Regions from separate parts of the Homo sapiens genome. Here region 2 is linked to region 1. A link is a contact called in ENCODE Hi-C data. All regions are on one chromosome and are shown on one strand. The core of a region is the stretch at or near the end of the contact, and the rest is flanking DNA. Distances in the headings are between cores, read along the strand shown.

Region 1 (6,709 bases), core at 523-3,022:
TTATGCAGTTCTTGGTATCATCTTTTTCTATAGCACTACATTTTACACAGTTATTTCTTGCCTTTTACGGCTGGGAATCAAAACACATACGAACTTCAATTTTGTTGTAATAAACGTTAAAATTTGTGAACATTTTTAGTACTTCAGTAAAAAGCTCACTCATTGGCAGAAGCGTTCCCCAGATCAGGAAAAAAGGAATTAGGATTATCTATGACCACAAAGTAACATTAATTAATAGCAGTCTTTGGGAGCAAGCAGCAGCGCCTTTAAATCTTAGATTCTCTTGTGTCTGCAAATTATCTTTTATCTTTCAGCTGTGAAATTTTGTCTATGAAGTAATACCACGAGCAAATTAGCAATAGGATTGCAAGGTTTTTATAGTCCCGTGCTGTAGAACAATTGGCAGTAATTTGAAAAAGACCGTCCATAACGCTGTTTTTGGTCTGCGGCTAAATTTGCAATTGCATAGTTTCATTAAGGAGAACTGGAAAGAGGGCCCAGAAGTTGTTCTAGCAATCGGCAGCAGTTTATCTATTTTAAATCGTAATGCATACTTTTTTTTTCCTCCTACTGAAAACAATGGCAGATATGCTAAAGGGAAGGACACATTCTTGAACTGCTAAATGGTTTTTCCAGATAGCCATTTACGGAGTGCACTCAATTGCCACTATCTGGCTGAAAGCAAAAGCACACACGACGGCCCCTTTTCTTTTTTCCCTTTGCAAAGCGAAACAGTCTAGACGTGTTCACGTGATGTGAATGACGTCAGCCCCCGCCGGGTCGCGTGACCGACACCCAGCCTTCCTACTACCTCCCCCTGACCGCCAGAGTGGGAAATATCGCGAGAATTCGCCTTACTATCAGAACTTACTGAGGTTGCAGGGGAGTTACTCAGAAGGGAAGGGAAGGTGTGGTTGTGCGGCGGAGTTTTTGCTTTCATTCTTTTAACGTTCACAGCCAAAGCAAAGGCCTTTGGGGATTGCCAGAGTCTCAGCCACCATCCTGGAAAACAGCGGGGGAGGTGGGCCTGGAGGTGGCAAGTGTAATGTGGCTCAGGGGCCGTCATTGCCCCTTGCAGAAGGGGCTGCGGGGGAGGGAGAAAACCTGCGCCCGGTTCTGGGGAGCTGGCGACGCAGTGAACCCTGCTGAGGCTGGGTTTTGCCCCGACAGTCGCTGGTGGCTGTGGGAAGGGTTGGGACCCTTCTCTGAGAGCAGTGAACAGCCCACATCCGGCCCCTGCTGTGTCAACTCTGAGCGGCGTGGAGATGAAGTGGTTGCTCTCCCTTGCTCGGCCCACCGGGTGTCGTGGCCCGGGAACCGGCCTGGAGAAGTCCCTGCTGCCCGGCGCCCAAAACAGGGGCGTGGGCTTCCGCGACCCAGGGCGGCTGCCCCGGGCCATCCTCGAGTTGCCCTGCATCTTCCCGCTCAGTCAGCCCCAGATTGAGGCAGCCTTCTCTGTGCGGGTTTAAATGGGTAACTGTGACTTCTCGCCTCATTCACCCAAACCTCCAGTCTTCTCCCCCGCACATCCTCCTCCACCCACCTGGTTTCTCCCTAGACTGGTGTGCTCGTGTGTGCAACCAAAGGAGGGAGTGCGAGAGATCCACGAAGGGACAGGCTTGGAGTCGCTAGAGGGAGGTGTGGGACCAGCGAGGAGGGGGCTTCGCCAGGGAGGGGGTGCTGGCAGGCGGAGGGAGCGGCGGGAGGAGGCGCCGGAGGAGGAGACGGAGGCCTGGGGACGGCAGAAGAGGCTTCGCCTGAGCCGAGCGCTCTTTCTCTCGCCGCGCCGTCTTGAAGCCGCGCGGGCTCGTGAGCAGCGCGAGGCCGCCAAGGTGCCTCGCTTCGCCGGAGCCGCTGCCGCCCGCCGGAGGGAAGCCGGCCTCGGGCGCGCACGCTCGTCGGAGCCCCGGCGCGCCCCGCGCCTGAGCCTGCTGACAGCGGCCGCTGGGCTCAGGCTGTCCGCTCTGGGCTCCGCGGCCTCGGCCCCGCTGCACTCCACCTCCGCCCCCTCGGACTCCCTCCCCTCTGCTTCTACTCCTCCTGCTCCAGTGCGGATCGTTTCGCAACTGCTTGCCACTCGTCCCGTGCCTGGCTGTTTTTCCATTTCCCGGCCCCCTCTTCTTGAGTACTTTACCCCCTGCATTTGGGGACAGGGACTGGAAAAGGGGCGGGTGGAGCGTCCAGTGGAGAAGAAGGAAGCGAGGCCCGCAGGAGGAGGAGGATCGGCGGACTGTGGGGAGGAGACCCCACGCCACCCTTTCTGGTCATCTCCCCTCCCGCCCCGCCCCTGCGCACACTCCCTCGCGGGCGAGCTACTTTCGGACCAGGAAAGTAAGAGCGGCCCTGGGTGACAGCGCCGCGGGGCCAGTCCCGGGGTTAGCCGCGCGTCTGCTCGCTTCTGGTCCGTCGCGCTCCCAGCCAGGGCACAGCCCGGACCGAGGATGGCTTCGACCACAACCTGCACCAGGTTCACGGACGAGTATCAGCTTTTCGAGGAGCTTGGAAAGTAAGCACCTTTGCCCGGCATCCGCATATCCCCTTTCCAGCTGAGGGCGGGTCGCGTTGCCCCCGACCCACCGGCCTCCGTCTTGGGGCGAGGGAGTTTGGGAGAGGAATGGGAGGAGGGCCCCTGGTTTGTCAGCTCTGGGGAAGGTGCTGTCTTAATAAAGGGAGGGAGCACAGAAGGGGTAGGACCCTTACTCCAACTGTGGCTCATTTTGATGGTCCCTAGCCCACCTTCTCCCGGTCCCCCACCCTCCTGCACTGAGAGACTTAGTGAATTTACGATCTCTGCAGTTGTAGCTATCATCCTGAGAAGTGTGCGCGCGCGCCTGTGTGTAATGTGTGTTTGGAGAGGAAATTAGAACCCATGTAAAATGCAACATAGATCATGTTTTCTGTAAATAGAGATGCCTCCTGGTTAGCCGGCGTGTCGGCCGTATGACCCAGGTACTGATGAGAACTCACAGCCTCAGACGGTGCCATATTTATTGATGCCGAAAGTTCAACTTGGCATAGAGTCTATTTCGCATCCAGTAGTTGTTCTGTCCAGGAAAAGGGCCACCCAACAGAACCCAACCCCTTGCCCTATATCCAGTGTTGTTCTTTGCACCAGATTACCGCTCACCATCATTCTTCCTAGGATTTACGTGTGCATCTTTGCGTTCTCTGGGAGGATTTATTTATACAGGCAACGGAAAAGCCCTCTGGAGACTGAGAGCGCTCTTAAGCGTAGCCTAGCATTGTGTAAAACCACCTCCTTCACCCGACTGGCAGAACTACTTGGAGATGTTAGGGAAGGAGGCAGGAGACCTACTGAGGACTTATGCAAAGGGACCTAGGGGCCAAGCCGTGAATGCTGATTTTTGTAGCATGGAACCCAAACCCAATTCCTCTTTCACTAGTTTCGACTGTTACTTTTATGAAAGGAGTGCGTTTATATGTATGTTGTTGGTTTATACTGTAATTAAAGGAAAGGTAAATATTTTTAAAAGTAATAAAAATTACATATGTATATATTGTCTGGTGTTAAAACATGGAGAATATGTCGGAAGAGCAGCTTAATTCAAATCTCTCCCCTCCCCCAGTCCAAAACAAGGCATAGAGAAATCACCATACCAGGATTTGTTAAACCACACTAATGTGCTCAAGATTTATATTTTAATGAAAATAATCGTCATGTTTACTTACTTGGAACCACATTAATTTTTTGTTTCCTACCAAAATAAGTAGGCAGCAGATTTTTTTGCTGCTCCTCGTCTGCTCTGTTCTGTGCAGGGTTTTTCTCAGAGCATTTGGTGCTGTGAGTGTGAACTGTAAAATGTTTTCAAATTTCTTGTGCAAACAAGAGCGGTCATAATTGGCAGTTCCTTTCATTTTGTTGATTAATAATGTGTGCTCCCAGTTAAATAAAATTTACTTTTATTCTTCAACATTAAAGAAAGTCTGGGTTTCCAGGAAGAATTGTTCATTTACTGGATATTACTGTACTTCACTGGCAATCCACTAAAATCAATAAAAATGCTCAGATTTTATAAATTTTTAATGAAATATTATATCTGTTATATTAATGACCTGCTAATTATTGGTTTCCAGGGGGGCATTCTCAGTGGTGAGAAGATGTATGAAAATTCCTACTGGACAAGAATATGCTGCCAAAATTATCAACACCAAAAAGCTTTCTGCTAGGGGTGGGTATTTTCAACCACATATATTGGTTAATTTTGTATTTGTCATGTTGATTATAGGTTCTGTTGTATGTAAATATATCATGTAGTTATAACTGAACTTTAGACTTAGGTATCATATTATATATTAAGATTATTTTCTTCCTGAATGCTTCTTGGTCTGTACAGCTTAAAAATACATGGAAAGATATAATTATTATTTGATACATTGCTATTAAAATTCTATCTGTCCTATGAGCAATAGCATGAATAACTATATTTTAAAGCAAATAAATGTCAGGTGCATTTTGCTTATAGTTTAAGTATAAAACAACTTTTAGACCATGGAATGGAAAAATATAAGTCTCACAACTGTCATAATTCCCTTTTGCTTTTGAGAGGGAAGTAGGTCATAGCTCAGTTGAATCATACATTTCAATTGTAGTTACACTTGAACTTAATTCATCAAGGTATATTTAACAGTAATAGCTTTGGTAAGAAAATTTATGATTGCTATATTCTAGGAAGTTTAGTTTTATTTTGATGTTTCTGTGTGCAGCTCAGACCTTGGTCTTCGCATTAAGGCTTCACACAGACTCATGTAATGTATTTTACACATGTAGTTTATAGGTACAGAGATAATTCATACTCGTAAAATAGCTGTTGACATAACCAAAAAACTTGGAGGGCTCTCACTGCATTCTTTTTATTTAGTAGAACTCATGCAAAAGTACTTACGCTGAAATGTTAGGCATTCCAATTATTGTGGGCACGTGTCTGAGGTATTTCCATGGGAATTTATGGTATAAAAATGAAATGAAAATGAACAAAATACCATAGTGTACGCTCATCTCAGTGACCTGGTTTATTTTAAGTAATGAGAGAAGAAATTCCATTAGGTTTAGTTTTCCTCATTTAATATGTCTTTTCAAAAGTGCTTCTTACCAAAATCCTGGCATCATTGCTTTCGGTCTCTGCCATGATTAGTTTTTCCATATTTATTGCAAATTCTACTTTTAACATGCATTTTAGGTTTAGGTTGGTATTTTAGTTTATCCATTCACATGGGTTGTTGTTTTAATTTCCTTCATCTGATTTTGACATGATTCTGAGAAAGATCTATAAAGTAACCAGCACCATAGAATCATGGTATGAAAACTAATGAGAAGAATATTATGTTAATTATGTTCTCTTAGTCTCTACTCCACAGAAAGGTTTTAACAATGAAAAGGAATTGCTAAACTATAAGTGACATTTTAATTTAAAAAAATGAAAATGTGTAGTTAGAATCTTTCAGTGCTTCTCTTATTTTCTTCTGTGTGCTAGATACTTTTGGCTGTGGTGGGGGTATCATTTCTTTTGAAAGCATTACAATACCTATTCCAAGATTTTTGGTGGTGTTTCTTTCAAAACAAATCAGTGTAGTGCTTCACTTTTACTAACTTTCTTAATTAGAGCCATCCCTCTTCACTCATCTGAATTTGTCCTCCCTAAATCAGAATAACAAATGTACTTATCCCTGGTCACATACATTTTACTCTCTTTTCCCTTCAATCTGTGGAGAAGAAGCCTTCTTTGGCCTGATGGAATCTTTTCTCCTTGCTACTCCACCAGTGTTTCCTTACTTGCTCATATTCTGCTTCAAAGAACTACCTACATGTCCCAAAGCTTTTTACCGCTTCTGGATGTAATGATTTTCATTATTCTACTTAGAAAAAGGAACTAGGGTGAAGAGTTAGGAGACATTCTTCTTGCCCGTTTTCTGCAATTTTTTTTCCTTGTGACTTTGGGCAAGTTTCTTAACCTGTTGTAGGTTAACGTACCTAAGAGTGAGCTGGTGGTGAAGAACATTATTAACGCTGCAACCAGAAGCTCTTGAGTTTAACTTCTGCTGCCCATACCTACTGGCTGTGTGATCTTGAGCACATTAACTAGTTTCTCTGAGCCTCAGTTTCTTCATCTGTAAAATAGCAGTAATAACAGAACCCTTCCTCATAGGGTTTTGTGTGGAATGAATGAATTAACATAGCATAGAACAGCACCTGCCCCACTATATGCAGTCAATGAATATTATCTGCTATTATTATCTAATAAAATTGTCATAATGATCAAATTAGATTACTTTTATGAAAGAACTTATAAATCCAGTGGCAGCCTTGATTTAGCTGTGAGAACTACGTTTGAATCTTTGCTCTACTACTTAGGCATAAATTTCGTTTAGTCTCTTTCCTTTTCTGGATATCAGGTTCTTCATCAGTAAAATGGGAAATCATACTCATGGAGTCTCATGGGGTGTTCTGAGGATTCAGGGAATTCAATGAGAATCATTTCTTAAACTGCAAAGTATTGTGTCAATTTTACCTCTTATTATTGTTCTCCTGAAAAATTACAGAACTTTTCCTTCAAAATGGTCAACAATTTTATTTTATATTGTCACACTAATCAGAACTGGTTGTAGAATATTTGTGCCTTTGAATGAATACGTTTGTTTAACTTGTACTCATATTGAATTATAAACTCTTGAAGAAGAAAATACCATGCTT
Region 2 (6,450 bases), core at 118-2,617, 850 kb before region 1:
CTCTAAATTCTCTTTTGGCTTCTAGGATACTACTACTATTTGACTACAAGATTCTGGCAGTGGAGTAACATGCTGCCAGAATCTTGAAGAAAATCCAAAATTCAAAGAATGTACAAATATTTGAAGACTCTACACAAACTGCATTATCAGTCTACCCTTTTTTCTTTCTATTAAAAATTATTTCTATGCTTGCTTTCAAGAGAGGAAGCCAAAAGCATTTTAATAGGTGTGTCTACCACTCACCACAGGGAAGTCATTTAACATTTCAGTGTGAATTAATTTGGGTGAAACAGTAAGATATCAGGATATTGGGGTGCACATCCAAAACGTTCATCTGTAAAAGTGATTTCTCCAAGGCCAAAGGAAGGGTTTGTCTGTTTGTTTTGTTTGAGATGGAGTCTTGCTCTGTAGCTCAGGCTAGAGTGCAATGGCACAATCTCAGCTCACTACAACCTTCACCTCCCAGGTTCAAGCAATTCTCCTGCCTCAGCCTCCTGAGTAGCTGGGATTACAGGCACATACCACCGTGCCCAACTAATTTTTGTATTTTTTTTAGTAGAGACAGGGTTTCACCATGTTGGTCAAACTGGTCTCGAACTCCTGACCGTGTGATCTGCCTGCCTCAGCCTACCAAAGTGCTGGGATTACAGGCATGAGCCACCATGCACAGCACAAAGGAAAGGTTTTAAACCCTTAGAGCTCCAGAAAACAAGTTAGATTAGCTACAATGCTTCTGTGCCTAGGTATCAATGGTTCATATATGCTGAAATTTGATACAGGAACACCCCAATATACTACTGAAATATTTTAAAGATGAAAATAGAATTTTATAAATCCCCTGTATTTCCCATTTTTCCAAAGAGACTAAAGCTAAAATACCAGAGTTTAATACCATACATGGGAGCCAAGATGGCCGAATAGGAACAGCTCCAGCCTACAGCTCCCAGCATGAGTGACGCAGAAGACGGGTGATTTCTGCATTTCCAACTGAGGTACTGGGTTCATCTCACTGGGGAGTGTTGGACAGTGGGTGCAGGACAGTGGGTGCAACACACCGAGCATGAGCCGAAGTAGGGTGAGGCATCGCCTCACCTGGGAAGCACAGGGGGTCAGGGAATTCCCTTTCCTAGTCAAAGAAAGGGGTGACAGAAGGCACCTGGAAAATCGGGTCACTCCCACCCTAATACTGCACTTTTCCAACGGTCTTAGCAAACAGCACACCAGGAGATTATATCCCCCGCATGGCTCAGAGGGTCCTACGCCCATGGAGCCTCACTCATTGCTAGCACAGCAGTCTGAGATCAAACTGCAAGGCGGCCATGAGGCTAGGGGAGGGGCGCCCGCCACTGCCGAGGCTTGAGTAGGTAAACAAGGCGGCCGGGAAGCTCGAACTGGGTGGAGCCCACTGCAGCTCAAGGAGGCCTGCCTGCCTCTGTAGACTCCACCTCTGGGGGCAGGGCATAGCCCCAAAAAAGGCAGCAGAAACCTCTGCAGACTTAAATGTCCCTGTCTGACAGCTTTGAAGAGAGTAGTGGTTCTCCCAGAACGCAGCTGGAGATCTGAGAACGGGCAGACTGCCTCCTCAACTGGGTCCCTGACCCCCGACTAGCCTAACTGGGAGGCACCCCCCAGTAAGGGCAGACTGACACCTCACATGGCCAGGTACTCCTCTGAGACAAAACTTCCAGAGGAACAATCAGGCAGCAACATTTGCTGTTCACCAATATCCGCTGTTCTGCAGCCTCTGCTGCCTGATACCCAGGCAAAAAGGGTCTGGAGTACTTCAGTTTGGCATATAGCCAAAAAGACGAAAGACAATTTTTCTCTACCTCTCTAATAGCTTGTTTTAGTCACATAAATAAGTTCTACTTAATGAGAGTGAAACGGAAGCAGAATTGCTATGTGCAATTTCTAATGTATGCCCTTGGAGTTTCACTTTTCACCTTCCTGCCAGCTGGAATGAGACATGGTAATGATTAACATCCTAGACCATACAGGCAGAATTATAAACCAGAAAAGGTGTAACAACAAAGACACTTGGGTCCTGAGACTGCAAAACCATAACACCAGCCCTGCCTGCTTATGCCCAAATTATTGTGTGTGAAGCAACTAAGCTACCTTTCCTAAGTCACGGAAGCCCTAGGGGGACTCAGGATCCTGGTTTGCCTAGAACTGGGTGGGGAGGGGGGAAGTTTCCCAGGATGTGGGATTTTCAGTGCTAAAACTAGGAAAGTCTTGGGCACACGGGGACGAGCTGGTCACCCTATTGCTTTGACTTAACATACAAGTATCAATAAACAGCAGCTGTTTTTAATTGCTACATGCCTTCCCCCTGCATTACCAGCTTTCTAAACATTATCTCATTTCATATTGAGATCACATGAAGGCAAGAAAGTGGCTCCCACTTTACAGATAATAAGACTGAGAGTATAAAAACTTGACAAAGATCTAGTATCTAGTAAATTAATGTACTCATATCCCACCATGTGAAGAGAGAAAAAAAAGAAAGCTTAAAAAAAGTTGTTAACTGTGGACAAACTGGGAAAAACTAAGCTTTATATCTACTTGGTTGTTAAATAGCCCTCGTTTTAAACATGTATCTTTCATCTGTAGGCAATTCTTGGTAATCTTAAGTTATTTATGGTGGCTATTAGCAAGTAAACTACTAAAAGCAAAGAATCCCCTAAAATCACTAGAATGGGAACATACTGATTTGAGGTAGGAGAAGAAAGAATTCAGAAAATTGAGGCCACCTGTTGTTGGTTAAAACTTCCACCTGCCCAAAAAAAAAAAAAAAAAAAAGTCTGGCACCTTTAAGAGTACAATCTGAGTGAAAACCTTACACAGAGAGAACTCAGTTTGGCTGTCAGCAGTTAATAAATATAAGTAACTCTAGATTTTCAAAATCCTCCACATTACTAAATTAATGTTTTTCATTCCATCAGAAAAATTATATTTATTTGTATAGAAGCCCACGGCTTAACTGCAGAAATAAAACTGAAAAATGCTGAATGCAAAGGAAGAAGGAATTTGGTTCCATTTCACAAACTTAATGAAATAAATTAATCCAAAGTTCCCTGTCAGAAGCTTTTGGTCAAAATTTCTAACACAATCACTTTTGCTTTTAAAATATTGCTTTGCCTGATAACAAACTCATTTAAAAGAGCATAAAGAAAAATATTGTGTTACTATTCCATTCCTTAAACTAGTATGCCATCTTATGAAAAATAAGATTAATAGAAATCTCTACGAGTATTACAGAGGCAGACCTTTCTTTACACACATGAAATATGAAAGGAAGAGACCATTAGGAATACCACTCAAAAAATTCAGTTTTGCACCTGGAACATTCATGAGTGCCAAGAGAAATACAAAAGAACCTCTTCTTGAAGGAGAGGTTATAAAGACAGTTGTTGTTGCTGTTGTACCATTCCAAGCTAGTTGCACTTACCACTTCTTCAACACAAGTATCTGCAGTTATCTCTTTTCAGACATCTACAGTACAGGTGGTGAAGCTGTAATGAGAAACTCAACCCTATTCGCTTATCAGTGATAGCTGGCTTAGGCCCACCTGGGGAGTTTCTCTGAAAACATTAAGCAGGAAGGTAAGATAAAAACAAAAATATAGTGAGAAAATAAAAATAAGATAATACGAATATCAACAGACTGCACTCAGTACCTTGTACACAGTATGTATCCAATTAATGCCTGATGATGGTGATTAAATTTAACTATTTAAAACACAAAGATATAATCACCTAATGAAGTTGTTTTCAAATTCTGGCGTCCAGAAGAATCACCTCAAGTACTTACTAAAAATACAGGTTCCAAAGTCACCTCAGCAAATAAGCTGTTATGGAGTCTAGGGAGAAACCCAAGAATCTGCATATTTAGTAAGCAGCTGGGGATATTTATGCAATTCTCCCACCGAACTGACAGATAGGGATCTAGCACTCGTTACTTATGTGCATAAGAGAAATACAGGTAATACAATGAAGGTAATGTGGATCCAACTATCGAGACCTGAATTAAAGCTCAATTATCTTGGGAATTTAGAAAAATATAATGCACATAGCCCCAGATTCCCAGGAACTCAGAACAAACAATTCCAAACAACTTTCTGTTTAAATTTCTATATACAAAGTACCAGCAGTCTCTCAGAAGCACATGACTATTTTTAGTACTTAATAAGTAGTAAACACATATAGTAGTTCCTTTCATTTTCATGTTGTTTAATAGTCAACTTCCCCATTATTACTTAATTAATTAAATTCTAAACTAATTTGAAGTAGTATGTTAGAAAAGCATTATCAAGATCAATTTAGACAGATAATTAAAATAATTGTTAATGTATATATAAAATGTTGAGGTTTTTTGGACATGTATGGTACTTGGTAATCTAAGACTATCTTTTCAGTTAGCTCACAGTTCAAGTAGTTTAAATTACAAAGATATCATTTTAAGTGACACATAATGAAAAGAAAAATAAAATGATTGCAGCATGCATCTATGGATCCCCAAATCAGTACCCTTTGTAATTTAGTCCAAGTCATTTAATTTATGTCCCTAATTTTCTTCACCTGTCAGGTGGGGCTATGAAATTTGATAATTTAAAATATCCCTTACTATTCTAAAACTTACTGGGAAAAAAAGGGTTTAAGAATAGGTTTAATGAGATTGATATCTTTGGTTCATAAAAAGCAGTTAAGATCAAACCAATGAATTCTAAGAAACAAAATGAAAAGAAAAAGAATTTACCTTGATTTTAAATTTTAAGTTATAGAGGATCATTAATGTGAAGACACATTTTATAGGGACACTATTAAAATGTAAATTGTGGTTCAGTAGACGTAGGGTAGGGCCCCATCATACTTATTTATGAAACAAGCTCTCTAGTAATATGGGACTACTGGTGCTTGGAGTGCATTTTGAATAAGCAAGGACTTACAGCAAAACCAGGAGGCTGAATAAAGAGTAATAAAATGATCAATAACATGGTTAAGCAAATCAACAATACCAATAACGTACTGGAAAAGAAAATATTTTTAAATTAAACATAGATGAAAGGACAATTTGCTTAAAATAATAAAAGAACCTAATAGATCTAATGTGCAATTTTTTTAATGGACCTATACGTGGTAGATGGGCCAATCTTTGAACGTATGGCTATAGTCCAACTGCACATAATAATCACCTGGGAAGCTTTGGAAAAATAGAGATGCCTGAAAACCTGCCATCTACAATGTAGTTCAATCAAATCAGAATTTCTGGGGATGAGGCCTAGGACTAAGGGTTTTTGGCTTTTTTAAACCCTCCTCCCCTTTATTCCCTGTGATTAAAAATTAAGAAAATCTAGGCTACACTTGTACAATGTCATAGCAAAGTATACCAAAATAAACAACTAATTCAACCCTGTTTTTTTTTAATAAACTGAGAAATGTGTGGGTTTATCTGAACTAAGAATATTTGTTGATGCCTCAATAACCAATTAGTAAGTAAAATAAGATACGAGTTTAGGTTATAAAACTTACCTGGAAAGCATTTTAAAATCTAAACTAAATTTTTCTTTTGTCCTTAAGATGATCAGAATTTTTTCATTATGTGAGAAAAGTGAATTGATGAGATATCTGGTATCATAGATAAGTGGGTCTCAAACTTCAGCAGGCATCACAATCACCTGGAGGTCTTGTTCAAACACACATGTGGGGCCTGCCCTCATGGTTTCTGATTTTACAGATCTGGGATGAGCCCAAGAATTTCCATTCCTAACAAGTCACCAGGTAACACTGATGCTTCTGTTCCAGAAACCAAATTTAGACAATAAGGATAAAAGTTTGTAATTTTTAAAAAATGCAATTTTCCTTTTTAATAAAGAAAACAGTGGTATTAAAACTTTCGTCTTGATCACATACCTCATTTTAAAAATATATATGTATACATATTTATATATATGTAAATATGTGTCTTCCAAGTATCTATGATTATACAGGTAAGAATCTATGTCTTCCAAGTATCTACAATATATGTCTTCCAAGTATCTATGATTATACAGGTAAGAATGTAAAGTTTTGTGTCTTCTAACATCTGTGTGTGTGTATATATATATATATATATGGATATATACGGCTATCTTATATATAGATATCTAATATATAATATAGATATTATATATATCTAATATCTCTGTGTGTGTGTGTATATATATATATATATATATATATATATATATATATATATATGGATATATATGGCTATGTTATCCTACAGAAAAAGATGTGGGTTTCTATTTCTGAAATTCCCCAAGACTAGCCTGGTACAGTTATCTCCACGCATCTGCAGCATGTGATAAACATTCAGCAAACAATATGGAAATTAATTGTTTTGATTCTGATCCCATCTTTACACAAGTGAGAAAAGTTTCACAAATCATACAACTGAGATTAAGGCTTT

What was found. A loop is a pair of places that touch in the nucleus more often than their neighbours do. Pooled maps may share reads with other maps.
Region 2: a pooled map shows a loop between it and region 1 (2.6-fold over the local background). The contact joins the enhancer-like site here to the promoter of CAMK2D in region 1. A Hi-C loop is called at or near these places in 1 of 168 maps with a recorded cell type or tissue (OCI-LY7), 20 of 37 single-sample maps with no recorded cell type and 6 of 50 pooled maps.

Annotation. Positions count from the first base shown.
Region 1 is chr4:113,756,801-113,763,509 of GRCh38, reverse strand. CAMK2D (calcium/calmodulin dependent protein kinase II delta) reads left to right here and starts at 1,772. Exons shown (of 21, transcript NM_001321571.2): 1 at 1,772-2,506; 2 at 4,096-4,190. The coding sequence starts at 2,442. RefSeq lists enhancers at 505-1,043, 1,044-1,582 and a silencer at 1,576-1,985.
Region 2 is chr4:114,611,193-114,617,642 of GRCh38, reverse strand. All of the region lies in intron 1 of UGT8 (UDP glycosyltransferase 8), which reads right to left. Among named protein-coding and RNA genes, the nearest start is that of UGT8, 16 kb to the right of the region's middle. Within about 2 kb of position 1,367, at least 5 of the 41 ENCODE cell types and tissues checked have a DNase peak (open chromatin) inside an H3K27ac peak, as active enhancers do.